Regions from separate parts of the Homo sapiens genome. Here region 2 is linked to region 1. Evidence: read pairs that join two places in POLR2A ChIA-PET (ENCODE). Cell type or tissue: A673. All regions are shown on one strand. Each heading gives the region's core, and the rest is flanking DNA. Links, peaks and the distances in the headings are about the cores only.

What was found. Peaks named below come from ENCODE experiments on the same cell type or tissue, not always from the same donor. Only the 100,000 strongest peaks of a DNase experiment are listed, where the experiment ranks them.
Region 2: POLR2A ChIA-PET joins it to region 1 with 11 read pairs; 4 of 35 experiments call an interaction of 5 or more read pairs at or near these places.

What each region holds. Positions count from the first base shown.
Region 1 is chr4:4,838,554-4,846,883 of GRCh38, forward strand. It overlaps LINC01396 (long intergenic non-protein coding RNA 1396), which reads left to right and starts at 5,884. Exons shown (of 4, transcript NR_125765.1): 1 at 5,884-6,001; 2 at 7,886-7,987. In A673, for the core only: no CTCF peak of the experiment used is centred there; no DNase peak of the experiment used is centred there.
Region 2 is chr4:4,561,083-4,569,412 of GRCh38, forward strand. The region is part of intron 2 of LOC124900165; the gene reads left to right. All of the region lies in intron 2 of STX18-AS1 (STX18 antisense RNA 1 (head to head)), which reads left to right. LINC03091 (long intergenic non-protein coding RNA 3091) reads right to left here. Exons shown (of 5, transcript NR_199719.1): 3 at 7,737-7,864; 4 at 1,630-1,678. Among named protein-coding and RNA genes, the nearest start is that of LINC03091, 11 kb to the right of the region's middle. In A673, for the core only: no CTCF peak of the experiment used is centred there; no DNase peak of the experiment used is centred there.

The sequences.
Region 1 (8,330 bases), core at 213-8,212:
GAGCTCAAAGACTCAGGCCTGGGGCCTGGAAGTGGGAGTGACAGAGGGCATTGCAGGCTGCCCATTTTGGGGGCTTCAAGGGACACCCTGCCCTACCCCAAAGGAAGGAAATCAAGCTTCGAACGCGGCCACTGACAGAGCCGCCTTGCCCAGATTCCAGGCCTGTGGTTTTTTCTTCCTATTTGTAAGCATTTTGATGAGGTCAGAATTAAAATCAGTTTCCATGGTGAGGAAGGAGGGAGAGACTTAGAAACAGGGACACAGACAGGCACAAAGAGAGAAACAAGAAAAGGGACAGCTGGGAGGGAGGGAGAGAGACAGAGAGACAGAGGGAGAAGAGAGAGGAGAGAAAGGCGGAGAGGCTGGGCCAGGGTAGGAGGCTGTGTCCACCTGCACACATCTCCCACAGTTGGTTTTAGCAAATATGTTGACATGACCCAGATGAAAAGATATCAGGAAGCAGTGGAGATCGAGGCTCTGGGTCCACCTGTGAGAAAGTGAGCAAGGGAGAGGCCTTTGCTCCCACGTGCCCGCCCCAGCTCCCGGCTGTGTGTGTCCCTGAGAGAGGGTGGGGCAGGAAGGGAGAGAGGAAAATGTGGAGAGCAGAAACAAGGGAACGGAAAGATGGGGGAAAAGGGAGCCGAGACCAGACAGAAAAAAAGGCAAAAGGGCAAAAGGGGCTGGAGAGCAAAGCTCTCGAAGATGATGGTGAGGCATGAGCCAGTGGCCACAGTCTCAGCCAGGAGAGGACTCCCCGCCCGCCCCTGGCTGTGCAGCCTGCACCTGGGCCTCAGGACACCTTGCTGGAAATCGGAAGGAGCCTGTCTGTGCAGTGGGGATGGCAATAGGGCTGATGTGGGTGGCGGGTTTGAGGATGCCTCCCCACAAGTCTCAGGAACTTCTCCAGCTCAACCCCTTCCCTGTGAAAGCCCCTCTTGGGGGCACTCAGCTCTAACCTGAATGAACCCACTGAGCGTTTACAGCCACACTCTGAAGGAGCTTGGTTCAGTTACCTGCCATTTTGGATGTGTGACCCAGAGAGGTTGAGAAACTGACCCAGCGTCACACAGCCAACCGGTGTTAGAGCCAAGAGTCAAGCAAGAGCTCCACTCTGAGAAGACAGAGCCCTTTCCCCTGGCCCTGGCCCTGCCCCACCTTGTCCTTCTGGAGCCCCTGCCAGGACAGGACAGTCCAACGCCAAGGGAGCCATAGCTGTCGAAGGGCTCTGTAGGTTCTGCTGAGCTGCCTTCTCAGACTTCAGAAAGCATCCAGTTGCTTGGGGGTCTTACTAAAATGCACATTCCATTTCAGGGGTCTGGGAGGGGCCCCAGGATTCTAGCCATTCCTGGCCAATTGCCAGGTAAGGCTGATGATGCTGGTTTGGGGACTACAGTTTGAGCAGAGAGGGACCAAGCCATCGGACGAGTGGAGTTATTCAGGTCTACGCACTGATTTTTCAAGTCGTGCAGACACTAAAGTGTGGGGGTGGGGAGGGGGCCCTGAGAAATACCCAGCAGAGCAGGGAGGGGTGGAAATGAGGAGGAAGAGGGTCTCAGGATCAGGGGAGGTTGTTAGCTACCGTCACCCCAGGAGCATGCACTGTTGGGACACAGGCATGTCCATTTGGGATCCTGGTGCCCCCTTGATGCTGAGTGACCTGGGGGAAGGCAGTTAACCTGTCTGAGCCTCAGCCTTCTCATCTGTTTAATGGGGACCCATATACCCTCCTTACAGCATTCCTCAGGGACTAAAACAAAATCTGAATTCATTTCCTAGGGATGACATAACAAAGTATCACACATGGGCAGGCTTCAAACAACACAAATTTACTCTCATAGTCCTGGAGGCCAGAAGTCCAAGACCAAGGTGCTGATGGGGCCCTGATCTCTCTGAAGGCTTGAGGGGAGGATCCAGCCCGGGCCTTTTTTCCTGGCCTCGGTGCTGCTGCAGTCTTTGGCATCCTGTGGCTCGTAGCTGCGACCCTCCAATCTCTGCCTGTCGTCACATGACCTTCTCCCTGTGTCGCTGGTCCACAGTGGGGACTCAGAAACAGTCGTTCCCTCCCTTCCTCCCCAGGCGTCTGGTATCAGTTAACTACACATCTCCCTGGCCCTAGCCCTACTGAGGGCAGCAGCATGCCCTGTCCGTCTCTCTAGGGGAAGGCAGATCTAAGTGAACAGGAATGAACCAAATACAACGTGGAGGATCACCAACTGCATGAGTCCCCACCAGGGTCCTCCCCTTGGGGCTGCATTTCCTTCCTTGAACCCCAGATGCACCTCAGGGAGGGAGTGGGGGACTCTGCTGCTCTGTGGGCATCTGGAGCTGCAGCCCCCAGCCCCTTGGCTGCAGAACACATACTTCTTTCGGGCCAGGTCTTCCCTGTCAGAAGCATACTCATGGCCTCATCATCTCAGCATAGAAGAAGGGACCCCGGAGTCCCCGTGTGCCTCGCTTTGCCAACTGCTACACCCACATTATCTCCTGTACTGCTCTCAGCAATGCTCCAGGGCAGTGGATTGCAACCTTGAGTGTGCATGGAAATCTCCAGGAGGGCTCCCTCAGCACAGGCTGCTGGCTCCATCCTAGGGTTCTGGATTCAGCAGGTCAGGGGTGGACCCAGTGATTTGTGTCCCTCTCAAGTTGGCAGGTGATGCCCATGCTGCTGGCCCAGTAAGGTGGGTGCTATTATCTCATGGTAGAAATAAATGGGGAATAGCAGGCTCGAAGAAGTCAGGCGATTTGCCCAAAGCCACCTGGTTGCTAAACGCTGCGTTCACGTGTGGGGTCATCTCGCTTGGATTATGGACCAATCCCCAGCTGATCTTCCTGTTGGCCTATGAGGTCCAATACATCATCTAACCACTCCCCACCCCACACCCTCCCTAGTACCGGGTATCATCCCCCACTTCCTGGCCTCTGTGCTCAGAGACCACGGAGCCTCTGCCCTAAAGGAGAAGGAACAGACTGACAGTGAACACAGCCACTCCAGTGCCAGGCGAGCAGGGCGGGTGCTGCAGACATAGGCACCAGCCAAGAGCTCTGGACACACCTGGGAAAGGGACTACTTCCAGATAGGAAAGAGCAGAATTAAGGAGGGCTTCCCAGAGCAGAGTGGATTCCACATAATATTTGCCTCCACTGCAGCACACTGCGTTCTAGGTCCAGCCTCCTCCCCGTCCCACTAACCTGGATAGTCTAGCTTGAGTGCCCAGTCTTAACCAGTTCTCTCAAGGCCCCCAGGCACAGAAAGGAGGGAGGGAGAAATGAAAGGAGGGTAGGCTGAGGTGGGTGGAGCATCTGAGTTCAGAAGTTCAAGACCAGCCTGGCCAATATGGTGAAACCCTGTCTCTACTGAAAATACAAAAATTAGCCAGGCGTAGTGGTGGGCGCCTGTCCTGTAATCCCACCTACTCAGGAGGCTGAGGCATGAGAATTGCTTAACCCAGGAGGCAGAGGTTGCAGTGATCTAACATCGCGCCACTGCACTCTAGCCTGGGTGACGGAGAAAGACTCAGTCTCAAAAAAAAAAAAAAAAAAAAAAGAAAGAAAGAAAGGAAGGAGAGGCTCTGTTTCTGGGGTGAGAGCCACTCAAGGGTGCTGCTGCAGGGCAGAGCTCTGGTGCGCAGTGACTTTGCAGCCACCCTGGGAGCCACTGTTGGTTTGCAGGACTAGTGGAGGTTAAACACAGCCTCAAGTTGGAAAGCCATTCTTCAATTTCTAATAAAAACCCTGAAGTAGGGATGACGCACAATAAATCAGCCTCCAAGAGTTCCATCTCAGGGTAATCTTTTCAATTATCTGCTTGTGAGGTATGCAGCTCCTGAGATGATCAGAAGTGTGCAGCAAGGATGCCAGCCCTGGCCAGGAGACACCGAGCCTGAACCATGTTTGGCTGAGGGGCCCAGCTGCGGAGCCAAGGGGCCAGAGTTAAAAGGTAGATGAGTGGTAAGGGCAGATCAGACCTCCAAGGAGACGGCTACCAGGAATGGAAAGAAGGTTGGGGACCAGGTAACAGTCCTTTGGGTCAGAACAGGGACTGGTGCATCCACAGCATCTCAGAAAGATGTCTTTGAGCACCCACTAGTTTCCAGGGGCGAGGCACAGAGCAGAGGCAAGGCAAGGCCACCCCCACCCCCCGCCATCGTGGAGCCGGCCTTCCAGCAGTGGAGAGGCACAAAAGACACAGGACAGGGAGCGACCGAAAATAGGCCAAGTGAGATACACAGAAGTGGTCCAGGAAGGCCTTTGTGAAGATCAACATTCGAGCTTCTCCAATCAGCGCTACCACTTATGAGCTGGGTGACTTGGAGGAAGTTAGTTAACCTCTCTGAACCCATGTGAGGGCTCTGCAAAGGAGAGGAGACATCAGGATGTGGTGAGGGCTGTGGAAGACAAGGGTGTTTCCCAGTTGCTTCTTCGCTCACTTCTTGTGCCCAAATCCTCCTCCTTCAAAGAGAGGTCGCTGTCTGCTCTGGCTTCCCCTGATTTCTGAATGGAACATAATTTCTCCTTCTTCTGCCATGTCCCGTTCTCCGAGACAGCCTGTGAGTTCTACTGTGCATCACACGGATTTGGGTTCATGCCCCCACACCTCTACAAGGCTGAGTGAGAACTAGTTTGGACCAAGATCCCAGTGTGACTTGGCCCTGTTGGCCTAGCACAGGATGTGGCTCAGAGACACTCAGCCACTGTCTGCTGCCTGGATGGGTGGGTGGAGAGACGGGTGGATGGTGGGTGGGTGAATGAAAGCCAGGACTTGGGAAAATAAGATCAGAATTAAGGACATGGGGAAAGAGTAGCTTTGCAAGAGAGAAAGAATATTTCTTCCTCAATGACAGAAGAAATTTACTCCAAGGAATAGAGGGGGAATGTGAGCAAACACCTTCATTCATCTTTTCCTTTACTTCAACATGCATTTGGGCTGTATGCTGAGCTTTGGGCATCTAAAGAGACAGGTTTCACGGCTGAATAGGAAATACAACAACTGAATAGACAGTGACTATGTGCTGTGGTCAACACTATTTAGTGCAGAAAGTTTAGGAGACTCGGAGGAGGATCTGCTGATCCCCCCACTAATTAGTAAAAAGAAGGCTGCAGACAAGGCCCCCCCATCACCAGGTGACCCCGCATTCCCAGCACCTCAGTCCCGGCAGCAAGGTGACTTGGCACCATTGCTTTGCCACCTTTGGGCAAGCCTGCCCATGCCCGGGCCTCAGCTCTTGAGCTAATGCCTGCCTGGGGTTCCCAGGGAACTGCCATGAGGCAGATGCTTGCAGATACGTGGGATTTTCTCTGGCTCTGCCATTTGATCCACAGGGGGATGGAATGACTCCCACATCTCAGAGATGAGGCCAAGAAGCTCAGAAGGTGAACTGTTTTACCCACAGTTACCCAGCTGCAGGGCCAAAGAGCCAAATTTTTTATCCAGGACAGGTGATGCTGAACCCCAAGCCCTTCTCACCAGGCTGGGACGCTGCACTGCGTGGATGTTCCGTCTCCGTTGCTAGGGTAACCTCCCTCCCGGCCCAGCAGCCACCCCTCCTGGAGCGTGATTCTTGCACCTGACAGCATAATCTTCTGTGACATCTTAATCAGCACCCCGGCAACCGACAGAACCCGGACACCAGCATCACACTCAGCGCTCCGGGAGCCAGCAGGGCCTGGAGGGCCCACCTCCTCCTCAGCCTTAACCCTTGCCTGCCCACCCCAACCCCTCGTGGAATGGGGGGATGGTGGTTGGTTTTGAAGTCAAACAGATATTGTTTCAGCTTTAAGCTTTACCATGCCACATTTCTAAACTTCGGTTTCCTAATCTGTACAGTGGGGATAATGATGCCCGTCCGGCTAGTGTACAAAATTGGATGAGGGCATTGCAAAAGGACGTGAATGGGCCACAACATCTAAAGGAACTGGGGCACCTGGGAGTTTTCATTTCCATTATTTCACTTGGAGCCAGTGGTTTTCAGAGCGGGGGGCCAGTGGCACCACAGAGCTGCCTGTGAGTAGAAGGGGAGATGCATCTGTCCTGTTGTGGGTTAAATTGTGGCCCCCCCAACCCTCCCCTGCCACAAAAGATATATGAGAGTCCTAACCCCTGGGAACAGTGACCTTATTTGGAAATGGAGTCTTTGCCGAAGTAATCAAATTCAGATAAGGTCCTATTGGAGTAGGTGGACGCTTCATCCAATATGACTGCTGTCCTTCAAGAAGACAGAAATGTGGAAACAGACACACAGAGGGATCGCCATGTGGGATGCACAAGGGAACACCATGAGAGACTGAGTCAGACACTGGAGTGAGCAGCTACAACCCAGGGAACCCCAAGGAATTGCTGGCCACCACCAAAGCCCAGAGAAGCAGGGCAAGCCTCTACCCAGGGTTTCAGAGGGAGACGGCCTTGCCAGTCTCTTGGTTTCAGACTTCCAGCCCTCAGATTGTGGGAAAACACATTACTGCTGTTTTCAGCCATACAATTTGTGGTACTTTGTTAGGACCACCTTAGGAAATGAATATGCATCCTAACAGGACAACTTCGATTCCAAGTCTCGTGTGGTGGGGCCAAAGAGCCCTTGCCCTGGAGTCACACAGACCCTGATGTGCAGTGGGGATCCCACCATGCTGAACGACTTGCCCCATTCTCCCAGAGCTACGGGACCACGATGCCCCCCGTCACAGGTTGGAGGGAAAGAGTGAACGAGGTCCGGGCACGGTGTCTCTCGCCTGTAATCTCAACACTTTGGAAGGCCAAGATGCGTGGATCACTTGAGGTCAGGAGTTTGAGACCAGCCTGGCCAATATGGTGAAACCTCGTCGCTACTAAAAATACAAAAATTAGCCAGGTGTGGTGGTGCAGGCCTGTAGTCCCAGCTACTCGGGAGGCTGAGGCAGGAGAATCGCTTGAACCTGGGAGGCGGGGGTTGCAGTGAGCTGAGATCATCACACCACTGCACTCCAGCCTGGGTGACAGAGCAAGACTCCATCTCAAAATAAATAAATAAATAAATAAATAAAGTGAATGGCATCAAGTCAGTGAAGCACTGGCCCACTTGGCAAGATTGTTAATTATACGACATTATCACAATCGCTGATTTATTTTTCTTTTTGAGGTGCAGTCTTGCTCTGTCGCCCAGGCTGGAGTGCAGTGGTGTGATCTCAACTCACTGCAACCTCCGCCTTCCTGGTTCAAGCGATTCTCCCGCCTCAGCCTCCTGAGTAGTTGGGACTACAGGCGTGTGCCACCATGCCCTGCTAATTTTTGTATTTTTAGTAGAGACAGGGTCTCACCATGTTAGCCAGGCTGGTCTCAATCTCCTGACCTCAGATGATCCGCCCCCCTTGGCCTCCCAAAGTGCTGAGATTACAGGTGTGAGCCACCGCACCTAGCCACAAGCGCTGATTTTTTAAAAGCCCTCATTGGGAGGCCCTGAATGCCCCATCTTAGGGCCTTGCATTCAGTAGCAGTAGGCTGAGCGCCTCAAGGGTTCCTCTTTGAAGGTGGCAACCCCACCTAGGCCCCCACCCCACTAGGGCACAGCAGACCCCGGTGGATCCAGGAGGCGGGTGGCTTTGATGCGCCTTCATTTCCTCCTCTTCCTGCTCCATCTTCCTCCCTCTCTCTCCCTTTCATCCCGGCTCCCTCCCTAGGGGAGACCCAGCCCCTGGCTTGGGATTTCAGAGCAATTCTGTCCCGCCTTTGATATCTTTGCACATGTGGAGAGGGGGCAATCCCAGGGGGCTTTTCCTGCCAGGGAAAAAGGCAACAAAAATGTTTGTTTCCTTTCATTGTACTTTCACAAGCCTGCCTAGTCTTCCCTACAAAGGGGCAGCTTCCTCTTGGAGGAGACTCTTTCAGAGGCTAAAGTCCTCCCTTCTCTTCCAGTAGTTGAATGACCTTGGATGAGCGACTATTCACCCCCATTATATTCTCCATCTGTCAGATGGAGACTGTGATGTAAACCCCATGTGGCTGGGAGGACTAACCAAGGTAATGTGTGTAAAGAGCCTGCCCCTAGTAGGTGTTTGGAAGCTTCATGGTGGTAATCATTATGCCATTAATTTTCTCCACGTTCCTCACATGCGAGAAGCAAACACCATTCAGGAGGACTCTTGCCATAGACCACAGACTCTTGTGCCTCTGTTTTCTCATCTATTGAATGGGTTCATAGTGCCTGGGTATCAGGGTTGCTGGACACATTCAATGAGATACTAACAGTGCCTCACACTGAGCCAGCATCACACCTCTGCTTTCCCTTCTCACCACCTGTCTTTGAATTGTGAAGGCAAAGCCTAAATGTCAGCCCAAATTTGCCTTTCAAGACAGAAACTCC
Region 2 (8,330 bases), core at 51-8,050, 280 kb before region 1:
TGGGCGAAAAGGAAAAAGAAAGAAAAACTCTCAGCGAAGTGATAGGGGGTCTTGCCAACAACCTCTCTCCTCACAAATTGAATCCTAGGTTACCACAGAGGCCAGGTTCCTCTCCCCTGCAAACTTCGTGAACTTCCCCTGGCTCTACCCCTTTCCCCCAGTAAGAAGGTGGGCCTCATTTAGAGAAAATCGTTTGGGAAAGGGCAGGCTTCATCAGGGACCAGCAATCCAGTTTCTCAGCCTTCAGGCTGTTTTAGCCTTGGAGGTGGGGTTTCACCTGGGACACTTGGCTGCCCCCTGTCTCTAACATTAGATGTCTCTAACATCTATTCCCCTCCCTATCTTTGCTGGACACCTGACTCTCTCCTAGAGCAACCCAGCAAACATCTGTCTGTTGTGTACTTAAATACCCCCACAGATTGGGAACTGTCTCCTTTATGGGAAAGCTCTTTATATTTGGGACACCCCAGTTTGTTCATTCAGCACATTTTCTTTTCAACTTTTTTAGAGACAAGGTCTCACTCTGTCACCCAGACTGGAATGCAGTAGCGTGATCATAGCTCACTGTAACCTCGAACTCCTGGGCTCAAGTGATCCTCCTGCCTCGGCCTCCCAGGAGCTAAGGGCTACAGGCGTGTGCCGCCACTCCCAGCTAGTTTTTTAATTTTTAAAAATTTTTTGCAGAGGTGGCGTCTTGCTATGTTGACCAAGTTTGTCTCAAATTCCTGGCTTCAAGCCATCCTCCCACCTCTGCCTCCCAAAACACTGGGATTTCAGCCGTGAGCCACCAACGCACCTGGCCTCATTCTCCAACTCTTTACAAAGCTTCAAAGACATCCCAGACGCTGGGAATACAGAGACCAATCAGATACAAACCCTGCCCTCCAGCTGTTCGCAGCATTCTCGCTCCTTTGCGGCCACCTCTTCTGCCCTGCTTTTCCACCTTGTCCCTTCTTCTGTCAAGTGGCTTTTGGCTTGGTCACCACTTTGCTGGTGTTTCTCTCCAGAAGTGAGTCCCAGACTTCAGGTGTGGTCTGACTCACGTCCTATCGGGTCTCTCCCTCTGAAAACCGTGCTTGTATTAAAGCAGCTTGGGAGCTCATTAATGTTCTTGGCAGCCAGGTCCTACCCCTGACAGTGCAGGAGCTGCCTGTCCACTTAGGGGACCCCTGTCTTTTTCACACGTGAGTCTGTTAAGCCTCACCTCCCTCATCGCCTCCATGTGTGCGGCAGTTTTCAACAAATGTTCAGAGTACAACACCTGCCCTTGTTAAACGTAATCTTGTTACACTAGTCCCCTTGTTTTAACTTCTCAAACATTTTGAGTCTTGCTCCTGTTAACCAAGAAGACCTAGAAAGCTCCACATCTCCTCTTAAAATGTGTGTGTGTGTGTGTGTGCGTGTATTCGTACGCACACCCCTGGGTACAGCTCTGAGGAGGCCACCTATAGGTTTCTGAACAATCTTCCATGAATACAGCTCATTCATACACACATTTATTTATTCTGCAACATTTATTCAACATTCCCTAACAAAACTTTCATTCTTGAGCACTTTTTGCCCAAGCATTACAGGGATAATAGAAGCAAACGAATCCATACTAAGGAGTGAATTATTGATAGTGCTCACCTGCATTTTTTTAAGCAGAAAGTAGTATTTATTTTGGCCTAATTTCCACCTGTCAGAAAATCAAAACAGTGATGAATTGCATATTGCTATACTACATTTTATTATCAGCATCAAAATTCAAGTGTGCTCTGCTTAAAATTCAGAAGACAAACTTTCTCATTTAGAAAAGTTCATTCTGTTAGTGACTGATCAGAATGGAATAAAAATTTCATGATGCATACATACTGATTGAATTTTTTTTTCTTTTTTTAAAAAAAATGTATTTTATTCTGGATTCAAGGTGTGCATGTGCATATCTGCTACACAGGTATAATTATGTACTGGTGGGATTGGGCATCTAGTGTGTCCATTACCCAAATAGTGAACATTGTACCCAATAGGTATTCTTCAACTCTATCCCCCACTCTAATGATCCCCCCTTTGGGAGTCCCCACTGTCTATAGTTTCCATCTTTATGTCCATCTTTATGTGCCCATTGTTTAGCTCCCACTTACAAGTGAGAACATATGGTATTCAGTTTTCTGTTTCTGTGTTAGTTTGTTTAGGATAATGACCTCCAGCTCCATCCATGTAGTTACAAAGGACATGGTTTTGTTCTTCTTTTTTTTTTAATGACTGCTTCACCTTCTTCTTAACTATCCCAAGGTGTTTGGTTCTTAAACTGATTGGTGAAATCTAGCAGTCATAGCAGAAGCAAGTGGAGACAAGGCTTGTTTAAATAGTATCATTAAGCTGACTCTGACAGAGGCCTTTCCATACACACCCAACCCTCTCCCCTATCAGAGCTTCTAGAGAGGGAGGCTGGCTAACCCTGGGATCCAGAAATATTTGGAGAATCCTCGGGCCGGGCGTGGTGGCTCACGCCTGTAATCCCAACACTTTGGGAGGTTGAGGCGGGTGGATCATGAGGTCAGGAGATTGAGACCATCCTGGCTGACACGGTGTACTAAAAATACAAAAAATTAGCCGGGCGTGGTGGTGGGTGCCTGTAGTCCCAGCTACTCGGGAGGCTGAGGCAGGAGAATGGCATGAACCCCGGAGGCGAAGCTTGCAGTGAGCCGAGATCGTGCCACTGTACTCCAGCCTGGGAGACAGAGCGAGACTCTGTCTCACAAAAATAATAATAATAATAATAATAATAATAATTTGGAGAATCCTCAACATTCTTTCTGCTCATCCCAGTAACCCACTTGACAGCATGGAGCTCAGAAATGTGGGGACCCCAGAAGCTCAAGATCTTCAGCCCCAACTCACAACTTTCTCCCTTGCCATTGGAAGGGATTGAGGACCTTGGCTCAAATCTCTGTTTCTCAAAGTGATTTCTGGCTCAGCCTATATCCAGGTGGAGTAAAGCTTTTACTTATTGTTTTGGAGTAGGTACAGCCGGACTAGGGTTTGCACCCCAGGAGTTAGGTAGAATTGGAGTAGCAGAGCCTTTAGCAGATCTGATCTCTGGGAAAAGTTCTAATGTGGCAATAATACCACTTTTCCATAGGATTATTACTTAGGTTAAATGGCATAATGGCTATAACATGCTTAACACAGTGCCAGGCTTGTGGTGTTTGTAAATGTTAGCTATTATTTTAGTTAGGAAAGCAAGCTAATGCAGAACATGATACCTAATACAAAATCCTCCTTATGCTTAAACAGAGAAGGAGTTATTTTTCGCATACAGTAAGATGTCTAGAAGTAGGTAGTTGCAGGTTTCAGTTCAGGAGCTCAAAAATGATGGGGCCAATGTCTCTGAAATTCTGGACATTTCTTCCTAGATGCAAGAGGGCTGTTAGAACTCAGGCAATTGCATCCTTGTTTAAGCCTGGAGAGAGGGGGAAGACTGCCTTAACCACATCTGACATCTTTCATCAGGAAAGAAAAGCCTTTCCCAGAAATCCATGAGAAAATTTTTGTTTAGGTCTCAAGGGCCAGAACTGGGTCACTAGCTACTCCCTAGCTGCAGAGAGGCTGGGAAAGTTAGGAACAGGATAATCATGATTGGCACACCAGTAATGAGCCATTGCCAGGAAGGAGTAAGCAGTTTAGATCGTAACGGTGATTACCGCAGTGATTGTTACCAGCTCTAGCCTGCCTTCCATCCATCTACTTCTCATTTGTAGCAAATTATCAAGTGGTCTCATGCCAGTTATAAATATTATTCATTGTACTCACAGCTCCCTGCACTAAGCCAGCTTTTCTCTTAACCTTTCCCTGTCCATCTGGATAACATTTCTTATTGTTACTCCTTCCCCAGGAGGATTTCTGTACTAGTCGCTATTGCTGATTATGCTGTGTAACAAATAACCCCCAAACATTAATGAACATTTTTTCCTACTCGCAGGTCTGCAGGTCAGCTGAGGGGACTCTGGCCCAGGATGTGGGTTCAGGTCTGCTTTTGTGTCTCTCATTCCAGAACCCTAACTTAGGGCACACCATGTACCTAGGGGATGCTCTCCTCATGGTGGATTAGGAGAGCAAAAAAGGACAAAACCACATGAGCACATTGAAAGCTTCTGTTTGCGTCGTGACCACTCATGTTCCATTGGCCATAGCAAGTCCCACAGCTGGGTCTGACGAGGAAGATTATTCTTCCCAGGAGAGGGAAGGAGAAAGCAAGTATTTGCTGAACAGGAATCAAATCCATTGCACCTTCTCAAGCCAAAACTAGGTTAGGAGTCCTCTTTGGGCACCCATGGTCCTTAATGCATCCTTCTGTTACAGCTTTGGATTCTCCATTGCCCTTACCTATTCCGTTGTCTGTCTTCCCCAGTGGATTGCAAAAAGATTGCTATGGCTGAGATGTGTAAGTCTTTTATGAGATCTAGGTGACAGCTGATAAGTGTAGTTATGGTCATGATGGTCAATTCTTTAACAGTTTATTAACAAAATAACAAAAGTTACAAAATGAAAATATAAAGGATAAGTTATTCGAGGACTATGGTTGGACTCTAGTTCTGAACATTATTTAAACTCGATGTTAACATGCTGTAGATAATAACATATCCACAGAACAGAAGCTAGGTCTTCCATTGGCCATAACATATGCCTCTAAATGCCCTCCCCCCTACCAAAGTAGCATCCAGAGGTATGTGCTATTACTTGAGAGATCATTCTGCAATTTAAAATTTAAACTCGACAAATTATTAATACCATAAACATTTCAGTGTCAAACACTGAAGATGCAATGATAACACCTGGCTATCCTGCTCAGGTAGCTCACAATCTGAAGGGTAGATGGTGGTGGGAGCAGAGCAGTTAACAGATAAAATGAAAAGTAGTAAGTGGAGCTCTTATTTGTTGCTGGTGGGAATGCAAAATGGTACAGCCACTTCAGAAGACAGTTTGGAAGTTTCTGGCAAAACTAAGTATACTCTTACCATAAGATCCAGCAAGCATGCTCCTTGGTATTTATCCAAAGGAGCCGAAAACTTACATCCACACAAAAACTTCCACTCAGACATTTCCAGTAGCTTTGTTCATAACTGCCAAAACATGAAAGCAACCAGGATGTCTTTCAATAGGTGAATGGATAAACAAACTGTGGTACATACATGCAGTGGAATATTATTCAGCACTAAAAGCAAATGAGCTATAGAAAAGATGTGGGGGTAGATGCTAATTTGACTCCTTAACTTAACTATCTGACCTTGAACTAGTTACTTAGTCTCTAGACCTCAATTTCCTCATCTGCAGAATGTGAATAATGAGTGTTCTTGTGCAAATTAAATGAGATATGTATTTATACTAGATATTGTCATTTTTTCCTTCAGATCCACTGTCCACCTGCTACTCCTTGGTCTCCCTCCCAAGGAGGCTGACCTGCATGGACCACTAGAGGCTCCCTTGTCCTTTGCTTTTTTTTTTGGTTTAGCCAATAGGGTGCCCAGACAGAAGATGAGAGGGAGGGCTGAGAGTGAGGCTGGGGATTTATTCTGAATGCTTGCCCTGCAGCATTGCCTTAGGCTGTCACTATTCCTCCCCAGAAGCTTTCTAGGAGACTCTCCTTCTGTGTTCTGGAAAACTACTCCCTACCCTCTTCCCTTCAGGCTTAAGGACAGGTAACAGCCCTGCCATTACTAGCTCCAGGGCAGAGCATCATCTCTACAACCTGCCACATCTTTGCAAATAATCCCTTTATTAAACTTTCCTAAGAAAATCCCAATTTAAAAAAAAAAAAAAAAAAAAAAAAAAAGAAAAGATGTGGGGGAACCTTAAATGCATATTGCTAGTAAAAGAAGCCAATCGGAAAGGCTACATACTGCAAGATTTCAACTATAGGACATTCTGGAAAAGGCACAACTATGGAGACAGTAAAAAGATCAGTGGTTGCCAGGGGCTCAGGGGAGGGAGAGAGGGATAAATAGGTCGAACACAATATTTTTAGGGCAATGAAACTATTCTGTATGATACTGTAATGGTTGATACCTGTCATTATATCTTCATCAAACCTATAGAATGTACAATACAAACAGTGAACCCTAACGTAATCTATAGATTTTGGTTGATAATAATGTATCCATATTTAGTCATCAATTGTAACAAATGTACCACACTAATGCAAGATGTTAATATAGGGGAAAGTCCGAGAAGAGGTGTTGAGGAAGTTATATGGTAACTATACTTTCTACTCAATTTTTCTGTAAACCTGCAACTGCCCCCCAGAATAGTCTATTAATGTAGAGAACAAGGTAATAAAGTGCAATAAAAGGGATATGTACAAAGTGTTATGACAACACAGAGAAAGCACACAGGGAAACCCTTCCAGGGGAGATGGGTTTGAACTGAGTCTTGAAGGACAATAGAAATTCACCAGGTAGAGCAAGGAGAAAGGTGAACCTGGCGGAAAGCACCACCTGTACCAAGGTGTCAATGACAGGATCATCACCTGTTGTGTCCACTGACCAAGTATCTAGAGTGCTGCCTGCCCTAGAGAGGGCGCTCAATAAATATTTGTTGAGTGAACGGATGGTAACTTGACAGGACATAACACGGTGGAGCTTTATTTCCTAGCTAGGCATAAAGACTATCGAAAAGTGCAATAGGTACTTTTTTTTTTTTTTAAGACGGAGTTTTGCTCTTGTTGCCCAGGCTGGAGTGCAATGGTGTGATCTCAGCTCACCGCAACCTCTGCCTCCTGGGTTCAAGCAATTCTCCTTCCCCAGCCTCCTGAGTAGCTGGGATTACAGGCATGTACCACCACACCTATCTAATTTTGTATTTTTAGTAGAGACAGTGTCTCTCCATGTTGGTCAGGCTGGTCTCAAACTCCCGACCTCAGGTGATCCACCCCACTCAGCCTCCCAAAGTGCTGGGATTATCGGTGTGAGCCACCGCGCCAGGCCAATAGGGCCATATTTTATAACCTCCCCTTCCTATCCATCCTTAATGGTGAAAAGGGTATCAAATGTTTCCAATTGCTCTTTGGCTGGGGAAAAAACATCTTCTTGATGTTGATATTCATGCTCTAAAGGTAATTAGATGCCAGAGAAGAGACCGGATTGTAGGCGATGGCAGCTTGCTTACAGTATACATTTATAAACAAGCAAAATCAAAACTGTAAAGTCGCATTTCAAGATGGTTTTGTGTTTCTCCACATTGAGCCAACAGCCTGTGGACGATATCATATACTCCACTGGAATTGGCCGCCTGGGCCAAATGAGAAAGCTATCTCCATAGAGGCTTTGAAGCAGAAGGTTTGGGCACTGAGCAGGGAGGGAGAAGCGCCACCCCTGCGGGGCTTAGCTCAGTCCACAGGGTCTGGGGGCAAATCTCATGCAAAACACGAGTGGGACTGGTACCAACGTCAAAGAAGAGACACTTTGGAATCCAGCCTCTGTCACCAGGAGCTTCCCCTCCAGGCCTCTGGCAGAGAGGTGTGGTCCTTCCTCCCTGATCTTTCATCTCTTGGAATCTCTAGTTGCTAGGCGCGGGTGAACAGTGTCAAAACCCAGCCCATGATAGATTTATCATCCCCCTTACTGAGAACTGCCTATGGCCACATACTGTGCTTAGCATGTACACATTTTGGTTTATATAAACCTTCCAACAAGGTGCCAGGTGGGTAACGTGATTGAGATTAGGAAACTCAGGCTGAGGAAAGTTAAGTCACTTACTCAGTGTCACCTGGGAATAAGTGGCAGGGCTGGGGTTAGAACTCCCATCTGTCTGGCTTCAAGCTTATGTGCTTTCCATTATGTGCAGCCACCCTGCCAACTACTCAGCAGGGGCCTTCTGATGGACACTGTGAGAGGACAAGACACAAAAGAAATGTATACAATGGAGAAGACAATGATACAAATGATACAAAGGAGAAGACAATGGGCTTCTCCTTTGCCCCTGAGACTTCCTTTGAAAAATAATTTGCAAAATCCCGCTCCCTGTGCCTTGCTCTAGAGTTTGAAGGCTTGGGCCTGTGAACAGTGAGCTCTCAGGAGGCACAGATCGCTCCCTTAGGCACCATGCTTGAGACTTGACCACATTTCAGGCTGGCTCCGCCTGCTCTAGGCTGTGTCTCTAAAGGTGGCCCCACCCCTGCCTTGCACTAAGTCTTTACTCAAGAAAATGCAATGCTACCAAACCACAAAATGTGCATTGTCCCAACCCAGCTTGCACCAAATTGTTTTCAGGAATTCTCTAGTGACCCCTTCTGTAATTTCCATTTCCACATAAACCCCAGGCCCTTTTTGTTCCCCCTTCTTCACTTCCCC